2 separate regions of the Homo sapiens genome follow, and region 2 is linked to region 1. A link is a loop called in an ENCODE intact Hi-C map of the cell type or tissue named here. Cell type or tissue: IMR-90. All regions are shown on one strand.

Region 1 (5,000 bases):
ACTTCCCCCTTCGCTCTCTCTCTCTCCTGCTTTGGCCATGTGAAGACTGCCTGCTTCCCCCTTTTACCTCCTGCCATGATTGTAAGTTTCCTTGGGCCTCCCCGGAAGCACAAGCCTGTGTAGCCCACAGAACCATGAGCTGATTAAACCTCTTTTCTTAATAAATTGCCCAGTCTCAGGTAGTTCTTTATAGCAATGCAAGAATGGACTAATACACACTCACCCAGCCAGCTCTCCAACAAGAGTCTGTTTTATACAGTGTGAGGCCTGGCAGAGAAAATGGAACAAGCCATGGATGCATTCACAGTCTATCTTGGTTTTTGGAAATGGGAGTTTCAGAAAAAAGGACAGGGCTGGGATCATGAAAGGGCTTGGCCATCATATGATAACTTGTACTGACCACTACTGGTATTAGTCCACAACCTCCTGGCTGTGGCCATTTGACTAAGGCAGCCTCTTCTTGGTGTAATTCAGGATTGTGAAGATCCACAAGGAGGTGACAGTACAGTTTAACAACTGAGGAGCATCTTCTAAGGCATACAAATATCCTGGTAGGACATGAGATTTAAAAAAAAACTAATCATGGTCCAGTTCCTACATATCCTGGTGAAACATCAAAACCTTGCCAAGGATAAAGGATTTGGCTTTAAAGATGTGTGTGTGTGTGTGTGTGTGTGTGTGTGTGTGTGTGTGTGTGTGCGCATGAGAGAGAGAGAGAGAGACAGAGAGAATGCACATTGGAGTCTGTGTGGTTGGCTCGGGGGAAAAGGGAGTAGTTTAGGAAAAAGGAAAGTCTGACAATAACAAGTAGAATCTGGAAACTACTTTTCTATAAAACTTTTCAAGGGCCAAATACCTCTGCAATGTCCTCCTTCTTGGCTACTGAGTGGCATAGGTAAGTAACCAAGGAGCTGCATATGGTCTGGTTAATGTCCTCTAGCTGTATGGGACTAAATTGGTATCCTTCTGCAACGGAGGTGTATTTATGGCTAAAATGGACTCTTGGAACTGCTTCTAAATCTTTGATTCTAGGAGGTTTATTGTGCCTGCTATACCAACTGGACCCTAAGTGGTTTTAACTTCCTGGAGTTAACTGTGTCACCATGACTGCCAAATTGTAGTCCCTGGTACCTGGTTCCCTATGAAGACCACAGTGGGTGGTATGTGTGGTGGTGATGATGACATGTATGCAGGGGAAGGCAACAAGGGAGTTGTAGAGACAAATTATGGCCTATGTCTCCATTTGTCTTCTGTTCAGGCTATGGAAAAAGCACTTGAGCAAGAATCTCACTTTCTGCAAAAATAAGTCTTTCTGAAACTTTTAGCTTTTGCAGTTCTACACAGTGAGCATGGCATCTGTGTTTTCCCATACCTGCTTACTTACCTCTGCCATGCAGAATATGCTGTAGTATTCTCATTACTGAATGGGAACGCAGAGAAAGGCTGATGGCAAGATAGCAATATTAAAGTAATATAATTTCTTGGTTCAAATAAAATATTGTATGCAAAAATGCTTAATAAACTGAAATGAATCTGTATATTTACTTTAAGTTCAATATTTGATATGCAGTAAGAATGCTTCTTGAAATGAGAAAGTGATTTAAGGAGAGATAAAAACCAGTGTATTGACTTAAATTTTTTTTAACTTGTGGCAAAATATGCATAACATACAATAAACCATCTTAACCATTTTTAAGTGGTTAAGCTCAGTAGTGTTAAGTGTATTCAGATTGTTGTGCAACCAATCCAGAACTTTCTTCGTCTTGCAAAACTGAAACTCTATTCCCATTAAATAGCTTTTATGAATTGTGCTCCTATGAACATTTATCTATGAGTATTTGTTTGAGAACCTGTTTTTAATTCTTTTGGGTATATATCTAGCAGTGGAGTTGCTGAGTCATATGGTATCTCTATGTTTAACTTTTTGAGGAGCCACCAAATTGTTTTCCACTGGGCTGAACCATTTTACAACTCCATCAGCAACATACAAGGGTTGTGATTTCTCCGTATCTTCACCAGCACTGTTTATTTTTCATTTTAAAAAATCATAGGAATCCTAACGGGTGTGAAGTGGTTTTTCTTGCATTTCTCTAATGACTAATGATTGTTGAATATCTTTTCATGTGCTTATTTTCCATTCATGTATTCATTTAGAGAAATGTCTATTCAAGCCCATTGCCCATTTTAAAATTGGGTTGTCTTTTTGTTGTTGAGTTATAAGAGTTTTCTAAATATATTCTGGAGATGATTTTCAAATATTTTCTCCTGTTCTGTAGGTTGTCTTTTCACCATTTTGATATTGCCCTTTGATTCATGGAAGTTTACATTTTGATGAAGTTGAATCGATTTTTTAATTTTGTTGTTCATCCTTTTGATGCTATATCTAAGAATCCACTGCCAAGTCTGAGTTCATGAAGATTGACTTTTATGTTTCTTCTAAGAGTTCTATGGTTTTATCTGTTATATCTAGGATATTGATCCATTTTGAGTTAATTTTAATGTATGCTATAAGGTAGGAACAGCTTTATTCTTTGGCTTATCAAAGCACAAAGAGGACCATCACAGGCAAATTAATTAAAGAACAGCATTTGGAAATTATTTGTCTTTCCTTCTCCCTCAGTTTAAACTGAGTTGCAGGCAGAAGTAGAATTTTCTCCTGAGATATAACTCAGAATTGTCTTCAAACCAAAATAAACTGATTGAGAAGCACTCCTAGCATTGGAGAAGAAAGGCAGAGTGAAGCAATCAATGTAAGATCTTTACAAGGATAGTATAGGGAGGAGGAGGGGAAGAAATGCAGTGGCTGACTTCAGTGTTCACTCCTAGAATAAACCCTGAGTATATCTCTTCAAGGTTGGAATTCTGACCCAGGATAATCACTTATTGGGTGGCAGGGCATGAGAGACAGGGCCGTATTGTCTGTTACAGACTGTCTCCAAGAGGGTTGAATAATTTCCATACTCAAAACAAGCTACCTACATACTCTGTCAAATTTCACATAACCATAAAGCACTAGCTGTTGTAACTAGGGTGTTTATTTATTGACATAAAAACAAGAATTCTCATATACAGATTGCAAGCAGTTAACCAGGAATCACAAAACACTTGAGGAAACCCAGCACTGTGAATGAGAAAAAATTCAGTAAGTAAAAAAACTAACACATGAGAAATTGGACTTCAAAAAGCAAACGGAAGAGTTAAAAAGTTAAATTAAAATTCTCATAAAGATTCCAGACAATTTTACTAACATGCACTAGTAATAGAATGGCATAAAAAATCAATTAAAATTATTGGTGTTTAAAAGTGAAAGAATAATTTTAAAAAGTCAAACCTCAGATCAGATGCATGTGAGGATGGCTGCAGATGAAGAAGCAATATGAGCTGGAATATGTAGTGGGGAAAATGCCCCAGAACTCAGCCCACACATGCAAAGAGAAAAATGTGTGAAAGAAAAGTTAAGATAAAATTGTTTGAAACTTAGAGTTCTTTATCCAAAAAGATACAAAAGCGTTTGAGAAAATAGAGATATTATTACACAATAATATTACTGTCTGTGGGCTTTCTCTGAAGGAATCCTTAGAGGATGTACTCAATCAAGACAAAACAATTAAGAAGGAGGAGGAAGACTTGAGATAAAAGAAGTTTGTTCTTTGTTTCCTTTACTGTTTTGCTTGTTTTAGCTGAAACTTGGCTCTTCCTTGAGAGCATGTTTCTTTCTGTAAAGCCCCTTGACACCAAAAAGCTTGAAGTTGGGGTGACTGTTTTTCTTATCCTTGGTTGCTATTCAAACAAAATTTCCTCCTTCCCTAAAAATCCTAGTTATTTTGAAGTGCTTCAGCTGCACTCCACACAGCCTTTCCTTGTTGCAGAAATTCCCTCACAATTTAAGTACTCCTTTTCATTCATTGAAGGTTTGCTCTCTTCCTCTGCATACTTAAATCATAATTTTTGCTAACCTCATCATCACTTAGTTCTGAGCCTTCTCATTTCCTATGATCATTTATTTTTTCACTCCCATGGTCATGCTCTAGACCTTGTCCTAGACAGCAACTACCAACACCGGAATTTCAATGTCAAGCTGAGTTCAACCTCCTGAGTTTCCAGCACACTAATCCGGCAGCTTGATGGTAACAATATTTCAACTCTTTGGAAAACTTTAATCTTTTAACCTGCCAGTTTTCTCTGTGTTACAGCCTACTTCTCATCTCTCTTCACTTCTCTCCTTACTCAGCTTAGAGTCCATGGTCCTTCGTCATGATTACACACTTGTAAACACCCCATCCCCTTTTCAACTCTTGCTTTTTACAGGAAAAAAAAAATCCCAGTTAAATTTCCAACTTTTAAAAATCCACATCTAAGCCACTGATGTAAATAGAGTAGAACACAATGTTTCTATCTGGTCTTATTTTATGCTTGCTGTCAAGCATGCTGTCATTTCATGCTTGTTGTCATTATTACTCAATAATTCCAACATGTATCCCTAATAAATATTCTTTTCAATATTTTTGATGAGTGTTTCATGTTTCCTTCTTCCTCTTTAAATCCTCCAATGTTCCCCACCCACCCCTGCTTAGCTGATGTATTTGAGTCTATTTTGTTGAAAATAAAAAAGAGAATAAGGGAATACACCCTCAAATATCTGCTGACCTACCTGTATCTGTACCCACGTTCTCCAACTTGCCTCTTACTACAATGGAGAGATTGTCATGTTCTTAACTAAGGTGAATCTCTCTACTCATGCACTAGACTCCATCCTATTTACCTACTCCAGGACTCCTCTCTGATTTTTTCCCATTCAATTTCACATCATCACATTTCTTATATATCAGATCATCCCCGAAGGCTACTAAAATGTAATATTCTAAGTCTTGAAGAAAAAATTTTCTGTTGACACTACATTCTCCTTCAGTTGCCCTTTGTTCCAGGCAAAAACTACCATCACTTTCTTTCTCTTTATAACAGACTTTCCTGGAAGAGGTATCTATACTCACTGTCTCTAC
Region 2 (5,000 bases), 53 kb before region 1:
GGAAAATGTAGCAGTTGTCAGAAAAATTTTCATACATTTGTATTGCTTAGGAAACTGACTGCTTTAGAAGAAGGCTGTATGTTCATTTAGAAAACAATGGGTTTCTTTACTTTAATGTTAATTGTATATTTGATATAGGAAAACACATTTTTCACTGATGCTTATCCTTTCTCTAATAATCCAAGTTCCTATCTTGACTCTATACAAATTAAAATTCGATTTGTAGCCAACTTTTACTCAGTAAAGGGGCTTGAGAATTGTGCTGCTCCAAATGAATTCTAGGTCAACAAGGGGAAATCTTTGCACCCTTCTGGAGTTGACTGTTTGAGGACAACTGCAGATTTACATTTAGAACAGATGAGAATGGAAACAGACTGTAATTAAAAAAGATTCGACTGTGAGGACTGCAAAGATTATGGAAGCTCCTTTTTTCCTCCTTAGTCAAGCATAAGTAAATAGAAAAATTGGAGTCCATATACAGGAGCCTTCACAAAAGTCTGGGTCACATCCTTCAAAAGGAATGTGGCAGCAAATGGATGATTACAAATTCCATGGACTCTGAAAAGTAGTCTGATCTCTTAGCTTTTGCAGTGATTTCCATAATGTATTTTACTTCACCATGACATCTTACTGCCATACATTGCCTGTTTTCACCCATGAGGTCAATTCTGAGTCACTTTGTGCAATTATGTAAAGTACAAGAAAATAATGTTACTGTCAGCCATTTTTGAAAATCTTCCCATGATAGAGTCTCACTCTAGACTAGTAACACTGTATTGTTCTTTCAATTTTGTACTGTATTTTAGAATACATTAAAAAAGTTTCTAGGCATCTTTTAAAAATGATTTCTAATATACCTCTTTCCAAGGTTTGTTTATTTTTAAGATAGTGGTCTTTAACAATTTTAATAAAAGTCTATGAGCATTGCTCACTGGCTATTTCCAGACTGGAGCCAATCTGACTATAGAAGAGATCATTCTATTTCTGTATATTAGCACCAACGAAACATAGACACACACTGTTATCCGTGCTGTGACAGTCTCTGGAGCCTTTTGCTTCAGCCTCAGACAAGGGGAGAAATCATATCGGCTTTGCTCATCCTCTTTCATCTGTGATTATGTTATTTACACAGCGAGAGGCATGGACTGATTGAAGGCACATGCAGAAAGTGTCTGTCTTGTAATTTGGGCGTGTCCAGGGCTGAGATAGGGGCTGGGAGAAGGCAGAGATGAGAAGCCTCTTCCTAAGAGCATAATCAGATTAAACTTCTCCTCAGAGGAGTATAACTAAAATAGTGTTTTCACTGTGGGTACATGGATTTATATAGACTGTTCAGAAAATAGACTGTATAGGTAAAAAGACAGAGATGTAGCATATAGAAAATAGATAAGTGATTCTAGCCTTAATTAGTGAAGGGCATAGCTAGTATTGAAGGGATAAAAATTCAGTAGATAAGAGCTATAAACCAAATGAATTTTAGGCAAGTTTTAGTCAGCTACCAAAGATAAAGGCCATATTCTCAAGGGCAATAGGGCATTGCAGAAAATTCAGTTGTTGAATGTCAGTGTTCAAAGAGCAGAGACCTAGCACACAAGTGGAGATGATATATCATGAGTGAAGGAGTTATCAATACTGTCAAATGCTGCTGAGAGGAAAAGCAAGATGGTGGTAGAGATTGATCACTAGATTTGGCCAGATAGATGGAGATCAATCTATCTATCAATTATCAATTTATCTATCTATCTATCTTATATATACATACACATAAACATATACATACAGAAATTGAATAATATTATTAGAAAACCTGATCATACAGCCCTTTAAATATATTTTTTGCAGATTTTTTAAAAAACTCACTGATTTGTAGGTTGATGTTGTATTAATTGTTGCAGAATAATTCAGATATTCTCATATTCATGGAGAACATTGTACCTCATATTTCTTGAAATGTCAAAGGCATTAGGAAGAAATAAATTTTTATTAGAACTTTATTGCAATACTTAATAAATTGACTATGCTTTCATTAATTTTGATCTTTGGTAAGAATTCATAGGGCATATGAGTAATTATTTTTCCTATTAGAATTCAACTGTCATAACTCTATTCAGAATCAGAATCATTGTAGAATTTTTGAGCTAATAGGGTTGAAAGACAAAAGAGTCTTAAAACAGAAAAGCAATTTGATGTAATAAAAAGAAAACTGGCTTGAAAGTTAAAAACTTGGGTGTAAATTCTAGCTCCACAACTTACTATTTGATTTTCTGTGAGTTTGTGGAGTCTCAGTTTTCTAACCCATAAGATGAGGATAGCTAGCATTTACATGCTTGTGAGAAGGGTCAAATCTGGTAATGTATATAAAGCACATAGTGCATGCCTGATATGGACTAGGAATTCACATCGTGTTGGTGGCTCTCCCTCATCACTCCCAAAGTCCCAAAGGTAGAGTAGCCCAGCCAGGACTAGAACCAGACCTCCTGACTTGATTTCCGAACTTGCCCATTTCTAATAATTTTTGACTTTGCTTCTGTCTTGAAAACTGTTAATTTTTCCAATGAGCCATCATGATTGTGAATGGAGATGAAGGCAGGGAAGCCTCTTGCCTCATGTGCTTTGGCTCTGCAGTCATGGTCACTGAGACCCTCACGAGGAAGTTGGGTGTAACATGGAAGCTATCCAAAAATAATCAGAAAGAGGCTGCTCTGTGCTTCAAGGAGTTTTCATATAACATAAGCATTAGTGCTCATTGTGTAGGGAAATTTAAGTGAGAATCGGTGTATGACATTCACTCCATTCCCAAATTACTGGTCTTTCAAAGCACTGAGGGGCCTGGGCCAGCTTTTTGTCATCTATTGCCAAAGGAAAAAGGATGTTTTCTTAGCAGATACAGTAACTGATGAAGTTCATGATGGCTGCCACCATTCCTGTCTCTCAGCCGGCACGGGCTACTCATGCATATTTTTAAGTCATCCACTTTGTGCATTCCCATCTCTACATCTTGGTCTATGTCTTCCCTGTTTTTCCTCCTTTCTCTGCCCACTGGAAATCACCTTTACTCTCTTTGAGACTTATGCATCCATCCTCAGAAGCTAGCTGCATTCCAATTTTTTTTTGAAAAGCTCAACACCCAAGAAAGCTCTCCATCCTTAGAACAATGGATAACCATTTAATCTAAAGAATAAAGCTATGCACAGTTTGACAGAAAGACCACACTGATCACAATTCCCATGTGGCTCTCTAATCTTCTAAAATGTATACTGATGACAGACAGGACTCTTCATGGGTCAACTTAGGACCAGTAATGACAGAAATAAAACTTATAGGCCTGGATCATTAGTTTCAAGAAAATATATTCAGCACCATCAATGATATGAAGTAGCACAGACAAAGGATACCTCTGAGCCCCTCTGCCCCCCATCTAGGGTGACGGCTCTGGGTGGTGCTGATGGTTAGCAGCCCATCAAACTGAAGAATCTGTGAGTCAGGATAAAGAATTTCATTCTTTTCCCAGCTAAAGGACTATGTCACTGCAGAGATATCTCCTGCTTAATGTAAATCAATAACTCTGGTACTCAGTAAACTTAGGGGCTAATGCTAAAATTAAAGCTTAGTTATGAGACCACATTGGAGAGTGTCGAGTCTTGCTTATTGCCTGTGCTCCCAGGCTGGCCAAACCTAAGGGAGCCATAACAAATGCTGATATAGTGGGTTGTCATGCAAAGAGCATGCATGATGGGAGCAGAAAGATCTAAGTTCAAGCCCTGACTCCTGACACAGTGGCTAGTTGTGTGTTCTTGGGCAAGAGAGTTGATTTCCGTGTCTTAGTCTACTCACCTGTTAAATGGTGGAAAGTTTGGCTTCTGCTTGGTTTCGCCTGGGTACATTCATATTGAGGTAGGAGGTGGGACTCCAGAGGTGGAGCTTGGACACTGGACCAAACTGAGGACTTGCTAAAACAGGGACAGGGTGGAAGCAGCTTCCCATAAGACATGCCCACCAGTGTGCCCTGTCAGTTTACCACTGCCATGGCAACACCCTGAAGCTACCTCCCCTTTTCATGGCAATAACCCAACAACCCAGAAATTACCACATATTTTTCTAGAAATTTCTGCATAATACACCCATCAATTTGCATATAATTAAAAGTGGATATAAATATGACTACAGAACTGCCTCTGAGCTGCTACTCTGGGCACACTGACTATGAGGTAGTCCTGTTAAGCAAGGAGCAGTGCCTCTGCTGTGGCTGCATACTGACATTTCAAAAAAAGTTGTTGCCTAACACCACTAGCTCACCCTTGAATTATTTCCTGGGTGAAGCCAAGAACCTTCTTTTGGGGCTCACCTGCCCTGCATCAATGTTACTGAATTCAGCTGGCTTGTCAGCTGAGGGTTGGTTTATATTCTCAAATTTGCCTCATTTTCTTCCACTCTTAGTTGAGGGCAAAACCAGAAATGTAGTCTGGGTGATATTCTGCCTGTATCCATTCATTTGTAGCCAAAGAACTGGATGGTCAGAGGATTCATGAAGTTGAAAAAAGATGCATTGTTGACACTTGAGTTGAAGTCAAGTTGTCTTGAGTCTGCAAGGTAGAGAGGGCCCTGCTGGCTTCACCATGTTCAGCAGCTGTGAAGTTGTTTCTCTCAGGACAAATGATGGTTGCAGACCTTTTAGAAACATTTCATCCTTAGAAATCTAGCATTGATTTTTTTTTTTAAAAAAACATCTTTTGAACATTACTGTCATCACTTATGAAATGTGGATAATAATACCTCCCTCTCAGGACAGCTGTGAAAGTTCACAATAGAACTGAAATTCTTCACACATATTATATGTTTGTTTTATCCAAAGGGTCAAGGTTGACTATGAGAGGATGTGCATGCTAGGAAGTAGCAGAATTCATAGTTTTGCTTTTGTTTTTTTGCTTATACAAGAATTGTGTTCTTATTGGAACCTTGATAGGATTAGCCCAAGAACATTTTTCTATCCGTGTAGCACT

What was found. Peaks named below come from ENCODE experiments on the same cell type or tissue, not always from the same donor. Only the 100,000 strongest peaks of a DNase experiment are listed, where the experiment ranks them.
Region 2: a loop joins it to region 1, with 2.5 times the contacts of the local background. A loop is called at or near these places in 1 of 110 quality-filtered maps.

The regions. Positions count from the first base shown.
Region 1 is chr5:57,557,540-57,562,539 of GRCh38, forward strand. No RefSeq gene overlaps it. Among named protein-coding and RNA genes, the nearest start is that of LNCBRM, 10 kb to the right of the region's middle. In IMR-90, no CTCF peak of the experiment used is centred here; a DNase peak (open chromatin) is centred at 1,892.
Region 2 is chr5:57,504,844-57,509,843 of GRCh38, forward strand. The region is part of intron 3 of RMEL3 (enriched in melanoma 3); the gene reads left to right. Among named protein-coding and RNA genes, the nearest start is that of ACTBL2, 25 kb to the left of the region's middle. In IMR-90, no CTCF peak of the experiment used is centred here; no DNase peak of the experiment used is centred here.